2 separate regions of the Homo sapiens genome follow, and region 2 is linked to region 1. Evidence: read pairs that join two places in POLR2A ChIA-PET (ENCODE). Cell type or tissue: A673. All regions are shown on one strand. Links, peaks and the distances in the headings refer to the core of each region. The heading gives the core; the rest is flanking DNA. Region 1 has its middle 680 kb from the start of TENT5A. Region 2 has its middle 770 kb from the start of BCKDHB.

The links. Peaks named below come from ENCODE experiments on the same cell type or tissue, not always from the same donor. Only the 100,000 strongest peaks of a DNase experiment are listed, where the experiment ranks them.
Region 2: POLR2A ChIA-PET joins it to region 1 with 10 read pairs; 2 of 35 experiments call an interaction of 5 or more read pairs at or near these places.

What each region holds. Positions count from the first base shown.
Region 1 is chr6:81,069,419-81,080,646 of GRCh38, reverse strand. No RefSeq gene overlaps it. Among named protein-coding and RNA genes, the nearest start is that of TENT5A, 680 kb to the left of the region's middle. In A673, for the core only: a CTCF peak has its summit at 4,455; a DNase peak (open chromatin) is centred at 4,456; H3K27me3 peaks cover 847 bases.
Region 2 is chr6:80,867,848-80,879,075 of GRCh38, reverse strand. No RefSeq gene overlaps it. Among named protein-coding and RNA genes, the nearest start is that of BCKDHB, 770 kb to the right of the region's middle. In A673, for the core only: no CTCF peak of the experiment used is centred there; DNase peaks (open chromatin) are centred at 5,935, 6,305 and 6,655; H3K27ac peaks cover 3,395 bases.

The sequences.
Region 1 (11,228 bases), core at 1,274-9,273:
TGGATGGGTCCTGGGCCCCCCAACTCACACTGTCTATGGCAACCATCTTAGAGCCACAGGTGCAGCCTAAGTTGCAGTAGATGCAAATCGGCAGTGTTCACGGATGGGAGAAAAGCAACTGATGATACCAATGTTCTTAGCACATGTACCCTAGAACTTAAAGTATAATTTAAAAAAAAAAGAAAGAAAGAAAAAAGAAAAAATCCTACAAGGTAAATGTAGGATTTACCTGTCTTAGATGCTGGGGGGGGAAAAAAAAAAAAGAATATTCTCAAAAATCACTTTTCAAAACTAAATTACTAGACTGAAAATATTGTAGTTGTGTGTTATAATAAGGGCTTGAAAGGAGGGGGCTTCCAATTTTCTGCATCAGACTGAACAAGGGCAACCACCATTTCTTTGGTGACGCAGAACTCTCATGTAATATCTGAATTCTACTTTACAGGAATTAAAAGTCGATGAATCTATTTACATTTGTTATTATACAAGCAAAATCTACAGATTTCTCATTCATGTATTCATTTTTTAACCCTCTGCCATATCTCTAAATTCTAGCTTAACTAATTCCTCTAGGCACCATCACTGCACATTTGCTCCAATCCATTTAAATTGATCCAACATGCCCAGGTAGGCAGGTCCTAGAAACACACGTGAATACACTCATGAGTTGTCGACTGAATCTGTTACCTTGTTTTAACCAATTTCGAATACCTGATCTGAACTTCCTAGTGTTCACTCTGTTTTTTCAATACTTCGAGAAACTCTATCTCCATCCCTTCTGTCTCAGTTTCCTACTAACAACCACTTTCCGTCTCTCTAATCTGGGGTACATTTTGTACTCACTTTCCTCACTTAAATGTAGAACTCTCTTTCAGGAAACAACTTTAAATTTGCTTTCCCATTCATGCACTATGGCTGTGAATAAAAGATGCTTCAATTGCGAGGCTCTATCCTATGAATAACCATTCATAGGATGGTTCCACCCTATGTAGAGTCACCACAGCACAGGAGCAAATTGGGAGGAAATGCAATAGATATTGCACGATTGTAATGGTGGTATATAATGTAAAAAATTCCCAGCACTATCCTCTCCAGAATATTGATGTGTTATGTGCTGCATCTTATGAAAGTGTCTTACCATTTAAAAAAAGCCAAATCTTCTTTGAAAGTCAGGTGTTGCAGGATTTGCTTGCGTTTCAACCCTATCCAAATAAGTGGATAATCCTATGAGGTTCTCTCTGATCTCAACACTGTGATCAGTAGTGATAGACTTTGTGATTTCTATTATGCAAACCAAAGAATGGGTGAAAGTCAATGCCTATTATATAATTACTTTAACTTTTACTTTTAAAAGATAATTTAAAAGTCTTACAGAGGAATTTGTATTTTGCATTTATTTTTCTTTAAGTTTTAGGGTACATGTCCACAACGTGCAGGTTTGTTACATATGTATACATGGATGTCTGCTTCTTTGAAAGCCAAATCTGGCATACTCTTCACCAAGTGGATAGCACCTCCTCTTTGATGGTGCTGAGAGTGTGGCATCTGTGAACTAGAGTCTCTAGTGCCTTTCTAGAAGCTAATAGAAAAGGTTATAAAAGAACATAATACTTATTTAAAAGTAGAGTGACTTTATATCCCACTTTTCCCTATAAAATAAAGATTAAATCTATCACCCAGAATTAATTACTTATAGTGCCCCCTTTTACTCCCTTATTTACTACCTTATTTACTCCCTTATTTACTGCCTTATTTGAAGCAAAAACGATATGGTGCCAATACCTGAAACCTATTTTCTCCCACAGATGAGTAAAATCTATTTCACCTTCAAACTAGACAAAACAAAGGAGGAATAAGTTACAGAGTGCAGCCTCCTGCAAAAGCAACAGTGAGGTGCCAATTCCTGAGAAATTTGAGAATTTGTGATATAGCTATTAGTCTACCGATTTAGCATACATAAAAAATACAATGTGAAAAAATGTTTCAATATGACAATAAAGCAATTAAATTAAATGTAACCACTTGCTATTAACACATCTTTCTTAAATAATAGTAAATAAAAATAACAGGATACCTAATAAAATGCACATGTGTTTAAGAAATGAAGCACAAATGTAACTGTGAAACATAGTTTAGAAAATAGAAATAACGTTGACATATTGGAATTAGAGGCACTTGAGGCCAGGAGGTTCAGACCAGCCTTGGCAAAGAGTGAGATCCCTGTCTCTTCAAAATACTTTTTAAATTACCTGGGTTTGGCGGTGTGCACCTGTAGTCCCAGCTAGTCAGGAAGCTGAGACGAGAAGATCGCTTGAGCTCAGGAGTTCAAGGCTGCAGTTGGCTAAGATCTCACCACTGCACTCCAGCCTGGGTAACAGAGGAAGACCCTGTATCTAAATAATGATGATAATAATAATAAGTAACTTATTCATTTATATATAAAAATTTCCATTCTATTGTTAATTGTGGAAAACAAGAGGAGAAAACCACAGAAAAAAAGGAATATAGTCTATCCATATAAAGATAAAGGTAAAAGACATTAGTATTAAAGAACAACTGTCAATCGTTCACAACGTGGCATTTTCTCATCTCTCTCATCCACCACACCTAGCAACAGTAAGCTAAGTAAGAAAATCATTTAATTTCAGTTACTGTTAAAATTTTTCTACCCTCAGTTATTAGCTGACATTCACATTGGTTTTCCTCCTCTTTGGGATTTCCAGTTGTCTTATTCTGTATTGAAATATATTCCTTTCACAAGGTAGGCGTACACCTATTTCCAGTTAATTTTGCAAGTCAGTGCCTTCATGGCTTAAAACAGAAAAATTTGTTCTTTATAGGCAAATGTGCCACTGCGAAGGACATTTTGGAAAGTTAGTGGTATCATCTGGCCTCTAGTGGAAGTTTGCACTAAATTCTTAAAGATGGAAAAAACACATACATGAAAAGCAATACTCTATTATTGAATATGAAATGGATCCATAAAAAAGAAAAGGATAGAGACTTTAAAGTTAGAGACCCTGACTCTGTGTTTCCATCCTGCCATGTAAAAGTGGTATGAACTTGGGTAAGTCATTCACCACCTAGGGGGCTAGTAAGGGACAAAAGGGAAAATAACTTGAAAGGGCGTCAGTGCAAAATCTATATATAGGTATTATATGTGCTATACATAGTATTATATGTAATATATGTGTGTATGCATATATATAGGATGTGCTTTATAGTCTGTATATATACACATACATATATAATGATGTATTAAATATATTGTCTATATTATATATGATGATGTGCCCTACAGTCAACTTATATAGACAATATCTATATATGTTATATATATAGATGGTAGAGCACATCATTATTACAGAAACATTAAAAAGCAAATACAGAGTATAAGTGTAATAGTATAGACACACATCTAAAAATAAACAAAAAAAAGTCTACATGTAACAATAAAGAGAATAAGATAGAAAAGAACTGGGATTCCTTCAGAAAATGCTGAAGTTTTCTTTGCAATTACAGGGCGGAGGAATGTATAATAACTTCAATTAAACGTGCAGTTATAGAAAACCTTAATTCATTCTTACTTCCCTGTAAATAATAATAATATGTAGCATAGTAGCAGCAGAATAATTCAGTGCTTTATAATATTTTGAATTGCCTCAAAAATAAGGTGCTGCCTCACCATTCTAACACTGAACGTTCCAGCAGATTCCATGATGGCTGAGGAATGTGGTAATTATAAATTGAGAGAAAGAAATTTTGAAAATGACAAAAAGAATTAAAATGACACCATAAGCACTGAATTTGAAAAGAAAGAAGGAGCTAGAATATTAGCTTATCTAGCCATTGGAATTAGACCCTTATTTAAATGGGACGTGACAGCTTAGATCACTTAATGTCCAATGCTAAAGTTCACAGGGTGCCTACTGTACACGGTAAAGATGGAAAATTGAATGCAGTGTGGTAACCAGATAAGGTGTAAATCCTTAAGGTTTTGTTTAAGTAGAAAATATTTTCAGATACTAATAAAGTCACTTTTAAAATAGTTTATAAAACTTCAAAGTAACTTATTTTTAAAATTGGCCTGAAGAAATTAAAACTAAGTGTAAAATGCTGTAGTTGTCCTCTGTTAATAAAACAGCTCAAGACTCAATAGAGTGCAATAAGGGAACTCAATAAATTTCTAGAAAATGTCAAGGTCCCCATTATTCTAATTACCACTTTGAAACTTAGGAGTTATTAGCCCCATAAAAAAGTCAACAAACTGAATGGGCTTTCACCAAAACCCACTGCACAACATCAAGCTTCTTTACAGGAGAGATTTCACCAAAATCTGTAAAATGAATTCTTGTTCTGGAGCTTATTTTGGTGCCTTAAAAGCCTACTTGTGTCTTAGAGTCCTGCTTTGCAACACGGGTGAGTTTAGTATTTCAGGAGCAGACACTAGGGGAAGCATTGAGCCTGCCAATTCAGAAACAGACACCAGCATGTCCTCAAGTCTTACAAAGACCACCTTTGTGGGCTGCATTATTTTCGCATCAGGCCGTGCTGCCCTGCCTTGTGTTGTGTTTTTAGTTTCTGAAGAATGCTGATCCGCTCTAAATGATCTACTGAAAACTGAGTGTTGAAGCACACACAAAAAGCGAAAAGTGCCAGTTAGCACATGCATAATTATTTCATGGCATACTGCGAATTAGCAAAGGCAACTTTCAGCTTTTTAATCTTGTATATGTTTTCTGGAAGCTGCTTCATATCCCCCTTTTCAGGGTTGATAGCTGCAGAGAAGAAAGGGAGTAGGGTATCAACGATATTTTCATGTGGAATAGCTTTTTAAAGATGGTGTAATAAAATCTCCATTAAAAGTGAACAAACATTGAATTCAGTATCTGCAGTATTCAGATCTTTAAAAAAAAAACTGGCTTAACCTCAGGAAATGGTATGAGCAATTATAGCTATTAAATTCACTTTGCACTAAATATAATCCAGCAGCGTATACTATTTAAGTCAATACCATGAATGACCATATCATGTGGACATACATACACATGCTCATTTTTGATACTATGTAGTTTTAATCTTATAAATATTCTATGTAGTATGTGTTAAGTGGAAGAAATGGTGAGTTTATGTGACCCAGTTTTCACCAAGATTCCGACATTAAGTAATCTTTATGACAGCATATTAGCTAAAGCTCTAGAAAGGTAGTATGAACTAGTATCTCTGGCCTTAATAATTGATGATAATTCATAATTTTAAAAAAGAGAAAAAGATAAAGAAGTACATTCTATACCAGAAAAATCCTAAATGCCTGTAGTGAGAGCAACTTTTCTGTATTCTGTAGGTAGCTGTTCAGAACTCTATGGGATTTCCCCTTTGTCTCACCACCAGACACCACCATGGGGCAAATAAATTTTAGGATAAGGTAATTTGTTTCTCTGCCTAGATATGGGATAATAGAAGAGAAAGTATTCAGCCTGTTCCCTACTTTTGGCAGGTTAAAATCAGTTGTATTTTTTAGAAAAATTGTGAAAAAAATGATACATTTCTGATTTCCTATTTACCTGTCTGTGCAACAACTCGTTGAGAACTGGAACATCATTTTTTTACTGACCACAGAACAGTGTTTCTTGTCTAGAACCTTCTGAATGAATGCTGTTTGAATTAATCAAGGCATTAACGAATTTCCCAATAGTCTCTTAGCTTTTATCACTGTGAAGTGTAGAGATGACAATATGGTAGAAAGGGGAGAATACCTACAACGTTTCTGCTATGCACCTCAACTCACTCTTGCCCTATCCCCAGTCCCAGCTCTCTCTCAAGGTTGTTTTGTCCTTTACAATCAGTGCTAGTAGGTTTTCATCTTTCACTGGAAAATTGATAATGAACAGTATACAGAAATATGTTCAGTGTATAATTCTTTACCAAATGTCCACCATTTGCCAAGCATTGTATCTGGGAATATTAACAGAGATTCAGAAGATAATATTTTACGCTCGTTGACAACTTATTTCTGTTTATAATAGCATCATTAAAATATTTGCAGAATTTTTAAAAACTTTCTACCATGTATTAGATATCAATTCTCACAATCACTTTATGAATTAAGTGTTATTATTATTTCCCACTTTCAGATGAGGAAACTAAGGCAAAGAAGAATTAATTAACTCACCCGAATTAATACAGCTGGTTCTTCCAGAACCAGGATTTGGACTGAAGTAGTCTGGCTTTGGAGAAGAGCTCTTAACCAATAAGCTATGTAGTAAAGGTTTTCTGGGTGGTGATGTGAAAGACTTAGCCATGTTTCATGGTTTCTGTGAGAAGCATATTTTTAGACTGTAATATTGCTCATTCTGTGACTTGGCCATGAATTTCAAGCAAATCACACATTTGCTAAACCACCCAAAAGAAATATATCCATTTGATAAAAGCTTTTTGTTTGAATTATCAGTTGAACATTATTTATTTACAAGCCTTCAACAAGTTGTAGCATTCACAAAAACATAGTAATTAATTTTAACTTCCCTTTGTGAACCTAAAATAAAAATGGGGTAATTGATATCTTGGTACACAGAATTCTGATCTACCTAAAAGCATGCTTAGCATTTTTCTTTAGTAACTTAAAAGAGTATTTGATAATTCATAAAGAATCCCAAAACTTATGGCCTTTTGTCTGAAAATGTTGTTTTATGAATTGAATTCCCTCTTACATCCTTTATGAATAAATCCTGTATCTTAGATTTTAATGATGTTTATTTTTATTTGACCTTAGTCTTTTTGCCCTTACAAGGAGATTTTAAGATTATGAATATGAGGAGCTCTACAGCAGTCTTTCCCTAGAAGTGAAATGACATCCGGCTAAATGGACTCAGTGGTTTAAGAGATGCCTGTCAGTCATATACTTTCTTTTATGTCCTAAATTGGGCATTGTTCTCAATCAAAATGCTTTATTGTTCTACAGTATTTTGCCTTCCTTTTTCTGGAGTATTGTAAAGTCTTTCTCTTTCCACTATAAATGTTTAATAGTTCATTCTTTGTTTATCAAATATGTATGAAGAGTCTACTATGTGCTGGTACTGCTTAGTTGGGAATATGAAAGCAAATCACATGTTGCATGATTTTTAAATTGCTTACATGGCATAAAATATCAGTTAATATAAAATAAAATATGCAATATATACAAATATATACATATATGTGTGTATATGTGTGTGTATATATATATATACTATGAAGTATGTATATGTATATAGATATATATGTGCTATAAAGTTCACAACAAAATAAAAGCCTATAATCCAACCAAAGAACAGAATATCATCAAAATCATCAAATTTACATGTCCATTCCCTATTCCATTGTCCCCTGCCTCCCTTCAAAAGATAACCACTATTTAAACTTTTTTTTAATTTCCTTTATTTCTCTTGATTCTTCTTATCTTCATTCTCTTTCTTTAGAAATTTTACTATAGGCATATATACCTACTTTCACTGTTTTGTAATATTTTATTCTTTAAAAAGATGCATATTTATCCATCTCCTGTTGAGGGAACTTTGAGGTATTTTCAGATTTTGCTATTGTGAACAATATTGCAATGAACATTCTTGGGTAGGTTTCTTAATGCATCTTCCAGAATTTCTGGCATATATGCCCAGTAAAATTTCTACAGATAATGAGAAGATCCACAATTTTAAGAGAGTGATAAGTTGTATCCAATATGATAACAAATTTCACTGTCATAAACATTGCGTAAAAGTCACCACTCAATGTTTGAAACTATCAGATGCCTTAAATTTTGCAAAAATTAAGTGTGTACTAAATAATATTATAATATGGATGTTTTACAATTTCAGTGGTTTCTAATGAAGTTTAATACTTTTTATACGCATATGGGTAGTTATTTCCCCTTCTATAAAGTGCTAGTTCATTTCATTGACTCCCTTCTTTTTTATTTACCATTTTAACATAACATTAAAGCTTTGAATCTATGAAGAAGCAATTTTGATGTATGGTGTGAGTTAGGAAGCCCACTGCAATTATTTTTTAATGGATATGCAATTGGCCTGGCACCATTTGTTTCCTGATTGATCCACTCCCAAGTGATCTTCGAAGCCATCTTCCTTATGTGTCAAACGTAAAACTGTTTCTGATATCTCTATTCCATTCCATTGGTACTTCTCTATTCCTGTGCCAATAGGTCATGGACTTAATTAGCTCTATGACTTATTCCTATTTTTCTTTTTCAGGAGTACTTGTATTATCATCAGTCATCAAATAATCTCATTTAAATTACATTTATTCATCAGTTTGGAGAGAATGACATCTTTATGGTATGAAATCTTGTTAGATATGAAGACATTACTATAATGTATTAAATAAAGTTTTATATTTTTATATTTATGAAGGTTTTGCTGTTTTTTATTTCTAGGTGCTATGTTATGATTTCTTCTTAAATCAGTTTTACGAAGTGATATTTTATAGAAATACAACCTCCAATAAATCAAACATTTTATATACACATTTTAAATATTTTGAAAACTTTGCTAATTTTAATTGTTTGAACTATCAATAATTGTGAGATGTGTGTTAAAATTTCCCACTGCAGTGTATCTTTGCAAATTTTTCTCTGGAATTTAGACATTTTTGCTCTATATATTTTGAGGCTTTATTATTTAGTACATTCCAGTTGTTCTGTAAATTGAAACTTTCAGTTTCTAATGAATGTGTTTAGTATTTGAGGTTGCTTAATAAAGAGGCGGTTAATATATTTACCGTGGGCATATTATTTAGCCAATGATGCCTGAATATATTGTTTGTTCAGAATTAACTGAGCTTACCAACACTCAGCCATTAATTTATTCAATAAATATTAACATGAGCACCTATACCTGGTCACTGCCCTCGGCAAAGGAGACACAATTTAAGAAAAGATCAACAAAGTCTCAAATGGTGATGGTAATCTAATGGTAGAGATATATAATAAAATAACTATTAACTTTGTAAGTGGCTAAATAAGAAATTTCAGTAAAATGTGATGGATAATATGAGAAAAAAATACAGTGTGCAATGGAAGCATGTTGAAGGGACTCCTACTCCAAGCTAGAGGAGATGTTAAGAGGGAATCATGAGAAGTCTTTTAAGGGGATTGACCTACAGACTAAGACATGTTTGATTTCAAGTTAGGTCAGTGAATGGGGAGAAGGGAGAGGAGAAGGCAAACAATATTCTAAATATACACATATTCTAAGCACTGCCTGTTGGAAGTAAAGCAGTGAGACAGAGCCTGGCATAGCTGTGGAGCTGAAATGAATCCCAATGACTGTAGCTTGGCAGGAGTAAGAAAATTGCCTAGAAAGCAGTTTGAGGAGGAAGCTACTAGTCAGGTGCTGAAAGTCTCATAAATCCTGTGAGTCCACTTGCAATCTTGGCACCCTAAGGCATCTGAAACAGAAAAGTGGCATGACCATATTTTAATTTCGAGATCATGCTAGCAACATACAATGAATGGATTAGAAAGAGCCAAAATGGTAGGCAGGGGATCTGAGAAAGAGAAAATTTTAATAATGATGGACAAGAAGGCACAGTCAACAGGACTCTGTTATCAATTAGGTACAGAGGGGTGAGGTAGCGGGAAAAGTCAAAAATAGCCCTCAGATTCCTGTCTTAGGGGAGAAATATGATACCACTCACTAAAATTAGGAATTAAGAGAAGAAGGAATAAGAAAAGTTTCAGTTTGGAAGTCACATTTGATGCATCTGGAAGACATTGATGTATAGATTTCCACTAAAAAGTGGCAAGCTAGAACATGGGAGAGACAGCTGAGCAGAAAATAGGACTTTGTGAGTTAATCATTAGACTTTGATAGTTGAAGGTGTGTAGGAAGTTGAGATATCTCAGAGACTAGGATAAGAATGAGACTAGGGAAGCCTAGAAAGTATTGAAAAGTGTTTAAAAATGTAGTATTAAGAACTCCAGGCCGGGCACTGCCAGTGGCTCACACCTGTAGTCCCAGCACTTTGGGAGGCCGAGGCGGGCGGATCACAAGGTCAGGAGATACAGACCATCCTGACTAACATGGTGAAACCCCATCTCTACTAAAAATACAAAAAATTAGCCGGGCGTGGTGGTGGACGCCTGTAGTTCCAGCTACTCGGGAGGCTGAGGCAGGAGAATGGCGTGAACCCGGGAGGTGGAGCTTGCAGTGAGCCGAGATTGCTCCACTGCACTCCAGCCTGGGAGACAGAGAGACTCCATCTCAAAAAAAAAAAAAAAAAAGAACTCCAGATCTTACCAAATGGTAACATTTCTTAAGAAATAGTAGGTTTTATTAAAATAAACTCATCAATATAAAAAGAAGAGAGTAATGCATGAGTGTGGCAGCCAAGTATATTTCAACCCTAAAACCTTCGTATCTATTGAAAAGACCATCCAAAGTGTTATATAAATGACCCATGATTTGACTTGTGTCAAGATCTTTAAAAGAAATCATTGAAAAGTTTTCCTATTGTGTATGTTTATTTCCAAGCAAAAACAATTTAATATACAGAGTAGTTTCCTTCAGATTTTTGGTAAATATATATTTGAGTAAGGGTCTCACTCTGTCCCTCAGGGTGCTGGAGTGCAGTGGTGCCTTCATGGCTCACTGTAGCCTCAACCTCCTGGGCTCAAGCAATCCTCCCACCTCAGCCTCCAGAGTAGCTGGGACTACAGGCTCATGCCACCACACCTGGCTATTTTTTTTTTTTTTTACTTTTTTGTAAAGATGGGGTCTTGCTAAATTGCCCAGGCTGGTCTTGAACTTCTGGCCTCAAATGATCCTCTTGCCTCAGTCTTCCAAATTGTCAGGATTATAGGCATGAGCCACCACACCCAGCCATGTTAAATATATTTGCTCTGATTTTTTTCAATTTTAAGTCTGTCAAACAAAGCATAGTTTTTTCTTTTTTTAAATTAATTTATTTTTTATTATACTTTAAGTTCTAGGGTACATGTGCACAACATGCAGGTTTGTTACATATGTATACATGTGCCATGTTGGTGTGCTGCAACCATTAACTCGTCATTTATGGACTAAGAAAAAACTATGCTTCATCCTACATGGATGTAGGGACATGGATGAAGCATAGTTTTTTCTTAGTCCATTTTCACATTGTTATAAAGAACTACTTTTATGTTTATGAAGGTAATTTATGTAGAAAAAAAGCTTAATTGACTCACAGTTCTGCAT
Region 2 (11,228 bases), core at 1,762-9,761, 200 kb after region 1:
ACCATGCCGAGCTAACGTTAAAATAAATAAATAAATGAATAAATAAATAAATAAATACATAAATACATAAAATATTTTTAAAAAAGCTTGTAGAGACAGGGTTTCCCTTCATTACCCAGGCTGGTCTCAGGCTTGTGGCCTCTAGCAATCCTTCTGCTTCAGCCTTCCTAAGTGCTGGAATTACAGGCTTCAGCCACTGTGCTCAGCCCAACATTTCACACTCTTATTCAACTTCTTCTCTCTGTATCCACAAAAATGTGTAATTAAAAAGAACTCATTGGGAGATTGGGAAGATATTGATAATCAAATATAAAATTAGTTAGGAAAAATAAGTTTAGGAGATCTATTGTTCAGCATAGTAATTATAGTTAATAACAATATATTGTGTACTTGAAATTTCCTGAGAGTATATTTTAAATGTTCTCATCACAAAAAAGATATGTGGGGTAATGCTTATGTGCATATTGCATTAGCTTGCCATGTATCACAAATCATGAGCTAACATAAAAATATATGATTTTTTGTCAATTTTTTTAAAAAATCACTAGTTAATTATTTTTAATAAGTGATTAGGCACGGAAAATTCATTTTCAATTCTTATGGAACTGTGGGTAGGTGTATTCATTTCAATAAAGTAGGAAAGGAAGCATGTGAGAGAGGGTAAATTTCTTTTTTGGTCTTCTTATCAGCTGGATCTCTGCCCTCCTCTTAGTCTACTAGGGAACATAATGAATCAGTTTCTGATCACTGGAAAGGCTATCAGGTCAAACTCCCATTCACAATTGCTACAAAGAAAATAAAATATCTAGGAACACAACTTACAAGGGATGTGAAAGACCTCCTCAAGGAGAACTACAAACCACTGCTCAAGGAAATAAGAGAGGACACAAACAAATAGAAAAACTTTCCATGATCATGGATAGAAATAATCAATATCATGAAAATGGCAATACTGCCAAAGGTGATTTATAGATTCTAGCTAGAGGATTGTAAACACACCAATCAGCACTATGTAAAAATGGACCAATCAGCACTCTGTAAAATGGACCAATCAGCAGGACGTGAATGGGGCCAAATAAAAGAATAAAAGCTGGCCACCTGAGCAAGCAGAGGCAACTCTCTCAGGTCCCCTTCCATGCTGTGGAAACTTTTTTCTTTGCTCTTCACAATAAATCTTGCTGCTGCTCACTTTTTGGGACCGCACCACCTTTAAGAGCTGTAACACTCACTGCAAAGGTCTGCGGCTTCACTTCTGAAATCAGCAAGACCACGAACCCACTGGGAGGAACAAACAACTCCAGACGCACCACTCTTAAGAGCTGTAACACTCACTGCGAAGGTCTGCAGCTTCACTCCTGAAGTCAGCGAGACCACGAACCCACCAGAAGGAAGAAACTCCAGACACATCTGAACATCTGAAGGAACAAACTCCGGACACACCATCTTTAAGAACTGTAACATTCACCGCAAGGGTCCGCGACTTCATTCTTGAAGTCAGCGAGACCAAGAACCCACTGGAAGGAATAAATTTCGGACACACTACCATTGACTTTCTTCACAGAACTAGAAAAAAAAAGACTTTAAATTTCATATGGAACCAAAAAGGAACCCATATAGCCAAGACAATCCTAAGCAGAAAGAACAAAGCTCGAGGCATCACACTACCTGACTTCAAACTATACTTCAAGGCTACAGTAACCAAAACAACATAGTACTGGTACCAAAACAGATGTTTGACCAATGGAACAAAACAGAGGCCTCAAAAATAACACCACTCATCTACAACCATCTGATCTTCAATAAACCTCACAAAAACACACAATGGGGAAAGGATTCCCTATTTAATAAATGGTGCTGGGAAAACTGGCTAGCCATATGCAGAAAACTGAAACTGGACCTCTTCCTTACACCTTATACAAAATTTCACTCAAGATGGATTGCAGACTTAAACGTAAGAACTAAAACCATAAAAACTCTAGAAGAAAACCCAGGCAATACCATTCAGAACATAGGCATGGGCAAAGACTTCATGTCTAAAACACCAAAAGCAATTGCAACAGAAGCCAAAATTGACAAATGGGATCTAATTAAACTAAAGAGCTTCTGCACAGCAAAAGAAACTATCATCAGAGTGAACAGGCAACCTACAGAACGGGAGAAAAATTTTGCAGTCTATTCATCTGACAAAGGTCTAATATCCAGAATCTACAAGGAACTTGAACAAATTTACAAGAAAATAACAGCCCCATCAAAAAGTGAGTGAAGGATATGAACAGACATTTCTTAGACATTTATGTGACCAACAAACATGAAAAAAAGCTCGTCATAACTGGTCGTTAGAGAAATGCAAATCAAAACCACAATGAGATACCATCTCACACCAGTTAGGATGGTGATCATTAAAGTCTGGAAACAACAGATGCTGGCAAGGATGTGGAGAAATAGGAAAGCTTTTACATTGTTGGTGGGAGTGTAAATTAGTTCAACCATTGTGGAAGACAGTGTGGCAATTCCTCAAGGATCTAGAAACAGAAATACCATTTGACTCAGCAATCCCTTTACTGGGTATATACCCAAGGGATTATAAATCATGCTACTATAAAGACACATGCACACACATGTTTATTGCAGCACTATACCCTATAGAAAAGACTTGGAATCAACCCAAATGCCCATCAATGTTAGACTGGATAAAGAAAATGTGGCACATATACACCATGAAATACTATGCAGCCATAAAAAAGAATGAGTTCATGTCCTGTGCAGAGACATGGGTGAAGTTGGAAACCATCATTCTCAGCAAAGTAATACAGGAACAGAAAATCAAACACTGCATGTTCTCACTCATAAGTGGGAGTTGAGCAATGAGAACACGTGGACACAGGGAGGAGAACATCACACACCAGGGCCTGTCAGGTAGTGGGGAGCAAGGGGAGGGAGAACATTTGGATAAATACCTAATTCATGTGGTGCTTAAAACCTAGATGATGGATTGATGGATGCAGTAAACCACTATGGCACATGTATACCTATGTAACAAACCTGCATGTTCTGCACATGTATCCCAGAACTTAAAGTATAATAATAAAATAAAACTGAGAAAGCTCCTTACACAGCTCTTTCCTGATGTGATCAGCAGGTAGCAACAATGATAAGAATTCTGAAATCCTTTTGTTAAGTGAACATGATATAAATAAAATCTAAATCAATGAACATTGTTTCAAACACATGGGCATTTTTCAGAATGATTTCACGTGAATACAAAGACTTCAGAAGCTATCATTGAGTTGAGAGAATGAGAAGGTTGCAGATTCTTTTAAAATGGTTCCACAGAGAATCTCAGAAATTAAAATAATCATGCTGTTAACAACAGAATCTGAAATGGATTCTAAAAAGAATGAAGGGTAAGCATAAAAATGCAAAAGAGAGTCTGATAGTTGGTAGCTGTATGTAAAGGAAATATTATCTTCATCTGTCTCTGACATACAGAAAACAAGTGCCAGTTTTAAGGTTATTCTTCAGTTTCTGCCAATATAGATAAGCTTATTGGAGAAGGCAAGAATTAGCAAGTTGCAGGACAGGTAGGAAAGCAGAATAGACCAATTTGTCACTTTCAGGGATGGAGTGAGAGGATGCATGGCAAAGCCCTTTAAGCATGTGTTCATACTATTCTCTTTTTTAAATAACCCATAAATACCAGAATGACATTGCATAGAAATCCTTTAAAAATACTTTATGCATTTTTACAGTATTAGCTCTTTTTATTGACCAGTCTGAACAGTAAAAGTGTGTATATATACACATATATATGAATACATATATGTGTACATACATATAGATGTCTAACAGATATATACCTATATGTTTATAAATGTATATGTATGTATACACACACACACACACAAACATACACATATTTGTACACATATTTATCTTGAGTACCACTATGGTTCAAGTACCATAGACAATATCAGAAAACAGCAAATACACAATCACTGATTATGGAACCAATAGTCTAGTAAAAAACAGGCAATAATGAAATACTACAATTTTATCATTATGCCAACAAGAAAAAATACGAAGATGATTTAATTCTAGTTAATACATTGCCAGGAAACTATCCAGTTCTATTACATAAACATGATGAAAAAATAATATGCATAAATGTATCCAAATTTAATTATTAATGATGATGTTTAATGTATTGATTAATTGCAAGAATAATTCAGATTCTTCACGGCTTCCAATAATAAGTAGAATATTAAGCTGACAAAAACAACAGCATAGACAAGCAAAAATAAGTGTGACTATTAATCAAATCTAGATGGTGGAAGATTCTGCAATCTTATCAAGCATATGAGAAAGAAAAATATCAATATATGTTGACACACAATTTTGAAACTCTTACAAATTAAAAAGAAAAGTGAAAAACTGAGAAAAGTATTTATTAAAATATGATAGAGCAAGTGCTAATGTTTTTAATAGGTGTACAGCTCTGGCAAATAAATAAGAAACCCCCAGTATTTGAGATGTTCCACAAGCACAGGAATGAAAAGATGATTTTTCCTGAAAAGCAAAAAAATAATGAATAGCTATTCAAAAATTGAAACTTACCAGTACTCTAAAGTATGCAATTAAAAATATGAATAAATACATTTTATGTAACAATTATATAACTTTACATGTTAATAATATTTGATAATGTTATGAGAAAAATCTAAATATTAAAGATAGTATAAATTGATTGAATTTATTTGAAAAAAATTGACAGCACATATCCAGAATCTTGAAATGTTTATACATTGTCACTTCTTAGACTCTTTCTTCAACGTACAAACTTTAGCATAATATAAGAAAAAATAAACTTAAAGATATTGTTGCAAAATAATATGGAACATAGAAAAATAAGATTCATTTTCAGTTTAATATAGTGTTCTGTCTGGCTGCCTGAAGCTCTTCAATACTAGAATTTCAACCTTCAAAAAGTTACATGAACTTCCAGAACTAGAGTCATCCTCAAAGTGGAAATTATAATATTATCTAACAGGACAGTTTTAAGTATTGAATAAAATAATGTATGTTATTACTACAGTGCATGGATTGCTTATCCACAGTTGGGTTTAATAAGTTTTTCAACTTTTTTTTATTTTCATTGTTCTGTAAGACCGTTGTCATTTTGAATTTTAAAATTATAGAATTTAGTCCACATTGGATAAGTCACTCACTATATCATTTTGAAGAAGTTCCACAATTTCTTTGTACCCTAATTTTCTCAGTTATATAATAGGTACAACAATATGTCATTGATGGCACAAATTTTAAAAAATTATGTGTATATACAGAGAATTACTATAAAAATAAAAGGCAATATTAATGTTTTCTTTTATCTAGTCAGCAAATATTAATGAAAATTACATTGACTGGAAAAATGTATCTGTATCAATTAATGAATAAGGAAAATAAGAAATGTTAGTTAAACCGGGTTAGTAAATTACATAACAAGTCTAAAAAATAGAGGAATGGACTTTAGGGAATAATATAATATTGGCAGAAGAATGAATTAAATAATTTAATATGTATTTTCCATGTCTGATTCACATGGTTATGTAAGCAATAAACTTATCTCTTCTCTGACTAGGCCAAGAACATGTCAGGTTAAAAATATGGTTCTCCAAAATATTGGGAAAATTAATTTGAAAGACAATTGTGTGAGACAAATTGTAGTGTATATTGAAAAATAAATAAAAGTGTTTTATTTACCCTTTCCTAATCTAATATTAGTGGAGGTTAATGCTTAAAAGCCCAGGTTTACAAAGGAAAGTTACTTAATTATCTAAGACTGTCGATGTGGTTTGAAAGGCTAAGTAAAAGTATAATGGTGGAACCCATAATCAACTCTAAAAGGTAAGCCCCTAGGCCTCTGGAGTCCTCTTTTATCAAGGTCCAGTGACAGAAAAAAACTGCAGTGTACACATCTGCAAAAACACACAGCTAAGAAGTAACAACACCTGGTAAACATTCAGCCCTAGAAACTGAAAGGTGAATTTAGGTGAACCCAGAAAAGTGGATTATTGTTAAGAAGAAATTATTTTTATTTAATAATTATTTTCCTCTTAATTTTGGATGTAGGGAAGAGTTAACATGTAAGAATTTGTGACAGCTACAGAGACAGGAAAGAAGAAAGGAAGGGAAGGAAGGAAGGAAGGAAGGAAGGAAGGAAGGAAGGAAGGAAGGAAACAAGCAGGGCAACATACAGAGACAATTGACTTCTCTTATTCCTATCTCCAGGGGAAAATATTTTTGAAACTGAAAGCTCAGGGAGAATCTTTGTTAAAAATTGTATTTTTCTGAAAATAAAAAGGTGCTAGAGAGCTGCTCCAAGTTTGTGAACAACTGTGTTTATTTCTGATCCCTCAGGCCTGAGATCCTTCTTAGGTCCAAGATGATCAATTCAAGTAATATCTCCCACCCCTCTTTTCTCCCTGAGACTGCGTCTATATACTTCACAGACCACTTCCATACTTTTACAAACACACTTTCTCTGGAAAAATTCCCTGCAAGCAACCCCCAGCAAGAGCTGTGAATTTTCTTCTGGAAGTAACTGGCCCTAATTTAGACATTGGAACCTTGCCTCTGTACTCCAGCCCTCCTGCAGTGCTGGCAGGATTCCATAGCGCAAGAATTGTTGAAGCCAACAGTTCATGGACAGAGAGAGGAGCAAGGTTATTGAGTCCAATATTGTGAAAGGGAAAGGTCAAATCCGGTCAAAAAAAAAATCAAAATGTGAGAATGTAATCTTTGTCTTATGTGGTCTTCTACACTCCCTGCTGTATGGTATCTCAAAGAGACAAATGTTTGTTCATACTCTTTTGAGATTGCTGTCTCAGAAATATACATATTTGAGTTTCAAAGAAAAGTTTAGCTACACATATGTTTAAAATTTAATGTATGAGATACTTCTTTCCTAATGAATATTTTCTTTTGATTATCATCTCACTTAGGAGCACTTGGAATTTTGCTGAAATAAGACTGTAACAAATCCCTTTTTTACTCTACACAATAATGTGACAAATTGGCATATAAGATCTTTCAAAAACTAGTAGGCCATATTTATTTATCATTTAAGTTTTTTATTTCAATCGGTTTTTGGGGAATAGGTGGTGTTTGCTTAAGTTCTTTATTGCTGATTTCTGATATTTTGGTGCACCAGTAACCAGGGCACTGTACACTGTATCCAACGTGTAGTCTTTTATCCCTCCCCACCCCCTACATTTTCCCCTGAGTCCCCAAAGTCCAATGTATCATTCTTATGCATTCACATCCTTATAGCTTAGCTCCCACTTGTAAGAGAGAACATATGATGTTTGGTGTTCCATTCCTGACTTACTTCACTTAGAATAATGGTCTCCAGTTCCATCCAAGTTGCTGTGAATGCTGTTATTTCCTTCCATTTTATGGCTGAGTAGTATTCCATGGTGGGTGGGTGGATGGATAGATGATAGATTGATAGATAGATAGATAGATAGATAGATAGATAGATAGATAGATAGATAGATATAGATAACATTTTCATTACTGATTGATTAATGGGCATTTGGGCTGATTCCATATTTTTACAATTGCAAATTGTGCTGCTATAAACATGGGCGTGCAAGTATCTTTTTTTGTGTAATGACTTCTTTTCCTCTGGGTAGCTATCCAGTAGCAGGATTGCTGGATCAAATGGTAGATCTACTTATAGTTATTTAAGGAATCTCCACACTGTTTTCCATAGTGGTTGTACTACTTTATATTCCCACCAACAGTGTAAGAGTCTTCCCTTTTCACCACATCCACACCAACATCTATTTTTTTTTATTATGGTCATTCTTACAGGAGTAAAGTCGTATCTATTGTGGTTTTGATTTGCATTTCCCTGATCATTAGTGATCTTAGACATTTTTCCATGTGCCTTTTAACCATTTATATATCTTCTTTTGAGAAGTGTCTATTCATGTCCTTAGCCCAATTTTTGATAGGATTGCTTTTTTTTTCTTGGTGATTTGTTTGAGTTCTTTATAGATTCTAGATATTAGTCATTTGTCAGATGTATACATTGCAAAGATTATCTCCCACTCTGTGGGTTGTCTTTTTACTCTGTTGATTGTTTCTTTTGCTGTGCAGAAGCTTTTTAGTTTAATTAAGGCCCATCTATTTATCTTTGTTTTTGTGGCATCTGCTTTGGGTTTTTGGTCATAAAATCTTTGTTTAAGCCATTGTCGAGAAGGGTTTTTCCAATGCTATCATCTAGAATCTTTATGGTTTCAGGTCTTAGATTTAAATCTTTAATACATCTTGAGTTGATTTTTGTATAAGGTCAGAGATGAGGATCCAGTTTCATTCTTCTACATGTGGCTTGCCAATTATCCCAGCACCAATTATTGAATAGGGTGTCCTTTCCCCGTTTTATGCTTTTGTTTGGTTGTCAAAGATCAGTTGGCTTTAAGTATTTGGCTTTATCTCTGGGTTTTATATTCTGTTTCATTGGTCTATATGCCTATTTTTTATACTAGTACCATGCTGTTTTTGGTGATGATAGCCTTATAGTATGAAGTTGGGTAATGTAATGCCTCCATATTTGTTCTTTTTGCTTAGACTTGCTTTGGCTATGGGGGCTCATTTTGGTTCCATATGAATTTTAGGATTGTTTATTCTAGTTATGTGAAGAATGATGGTGGTATTTTGATGGGAATTGCATTGAATTTGTAGACTTCTTAGGCAGTATAGTCATTTTCACAATATTGATTCTACTCATCTATGAGCATGGGAAGAGTTTCCATTTGTTTGTGTTGTGTATGATTTCTTTCAACAGTGTTTTATGGTTTTCCAAGAGGGACATTATATAATGATAAAAGGATATTTTCCAGTGGGGAAACATCACAATTCTAAATATATATGCACCAAACACTGGAGCTCCCAAATGTATAAAACAATTACTAACAGATGTAACAAATTAGATGGCCACACAATAATATTGGGGGACTGTAATACTCCACTGACAACACTAGCCAGGTCATCAAGACAGAAAGTCAACCAAGAAACAATGGACTTAAACTATTCCCTAGAACAAATGGGCTTAACACATATTTACAGAACATTTTACCCAACAACTGCAGAATATACATTCCATTCATCAGCACATGGAACATTCTCCAAGATAGAACATACATTATGCCACAAAACAAATTGCAGTAAATTTAAGAAAATCAAAATTATATCAATTACTCTCTCAGATCACAGTTGATAAAACTAGAAATCAATACCAAAAGGGACACTCAAAACCATGCACATACATGGAAATTAAATAACTTGCTCCTGAATGATCATTGGGTCAACAATAAAATCAAGATGGAAATTTAAAAATTCTACAGCAAAGACAGTACTTGAGAAAGTTCGTACCCTTAAATGCTTACATCAAAAAATCTAAAAAGCATGAATACACAATGTAAGGTCACAGTTCACGGAACTGGAGAAACAAGAACGATCTAAACCCAAACCTGGCAGAAGAAAAGAAATAATGAAGATCAAAGCAGAACTAAATAAAATTGAAACAACAAAAATAAAAATGATAAAAACCTGGTTCTTTGAAAAGTTAAACTTTATAGACCATTAGTGAGATTAACCAAGAAAAGAAGAGAGAACATCCAAATAAGCTCAATTAGAAACGAAATGGGAGATATTACAACTAATACCACAGAAATATAAAAGATTATTCAAGAATAATATGCACACTTTTATGCACATAAACTAGAAAACCTAGAGGAGATGGATTAATTTCTGGAAGTATACAACCCTCCTACATTAAACCAGGAAGAAATAGAAATTTTGAATACACCAATAACAAGCAGCAAGATTGAAATAGTAATAAAAAATTGCCCACAAAAAAAAAAAAAAAAAAGCCCAGGACCAGACAGATTCACAGCTGAATTCTATCAGACATTCAAAGAAGAATTGGTACCAATCCTATTGAGAAAGAAATCCTCCCTAATTCATTCTATGAAGCCAGTATCACCCTAATACCAAAACCAGCAAAGGACATATTGAACAAACAAACAAACAAACAAAAACACTACAGACTGATATCCCTGATGAACACAGATGCAAAAATCCTCAACAAAATACTAGCTAACTGGATCCAACAGCATATCAAAAAGATAATCCACCATGATCAAGTGGGTTTCATACCCAGGATGCAGGGATGGTTTAACATACTTAAGTCAATAAATGTGATACATCATAATTAAAAACAAAATCACATGATCGTCTCAATAGAAGCGGAAAAAGCATTTGACATAATGTAGCATTCCTCTATGATTAAAATCCTCAGCAAAATTGGCATAGAAAGGACATACTTGAAGGTAATAAAAGCCATCTATGACAAACCCACAGCCAACATTGTACTGAACAGAAAAAAGTTGAAAGCATTCCCTCTGAGAACTGGAACAAGACAAGGATACGCATTCACTTTAACCACTTCAATTCTGCATAGAAAGGAAGTGCTTACCAGAGCAATCAGACAAGAGAAAGATAAAAAAGGGCATCCAAATTGCTTGCTAATGATATGATAAATGTATACCTAAAAAACCCTAAAGACTCATCCAAAAGGCTCTTAGAACTGGTAAATGAATTCAACAAAGTTTCAGGATACAAAATTGGTGTACACAAATCAGTAGTTCTGCTATACAGCAGATCAAGCTGGGAAGCAAATCAGGAACTCAACCCCTTTCACAATAGCTGCCCCCCCCCCAAAAAAAATACAAGCATGTGAAAGACCTCTGCAGGGAAAAAATAATATGCCATATTTAAATTTAAGGCTAGGAAAGGCTTTTTCAAACTTGAATAAAAAATCTTAAAAGGAGAAGATGATTGACTATGGTGTATATTATTTTATTTTTATTTGTGTAGTTTTATTTTATTTTTAATTGACACAATAATTGTACATATTTATGAGGTATATTGTGCTGTTTTAATATATGTACATATTGGCTAATAGTTAAATCAGGGTAATTAGCAAATCCATCACCTTAAATATCTATCATTTCTCTGTGGTGAGAACATTCAGAATCCTCTCTTCTAGCTAGTTGAAACTATACATTATGGTTAACTATAGTGACCCTACTGTGTAATAGAACACTAGAACTAATTCCTATCTAACTATAACTGTTTACTCATTGACCAATGTCTCCCCA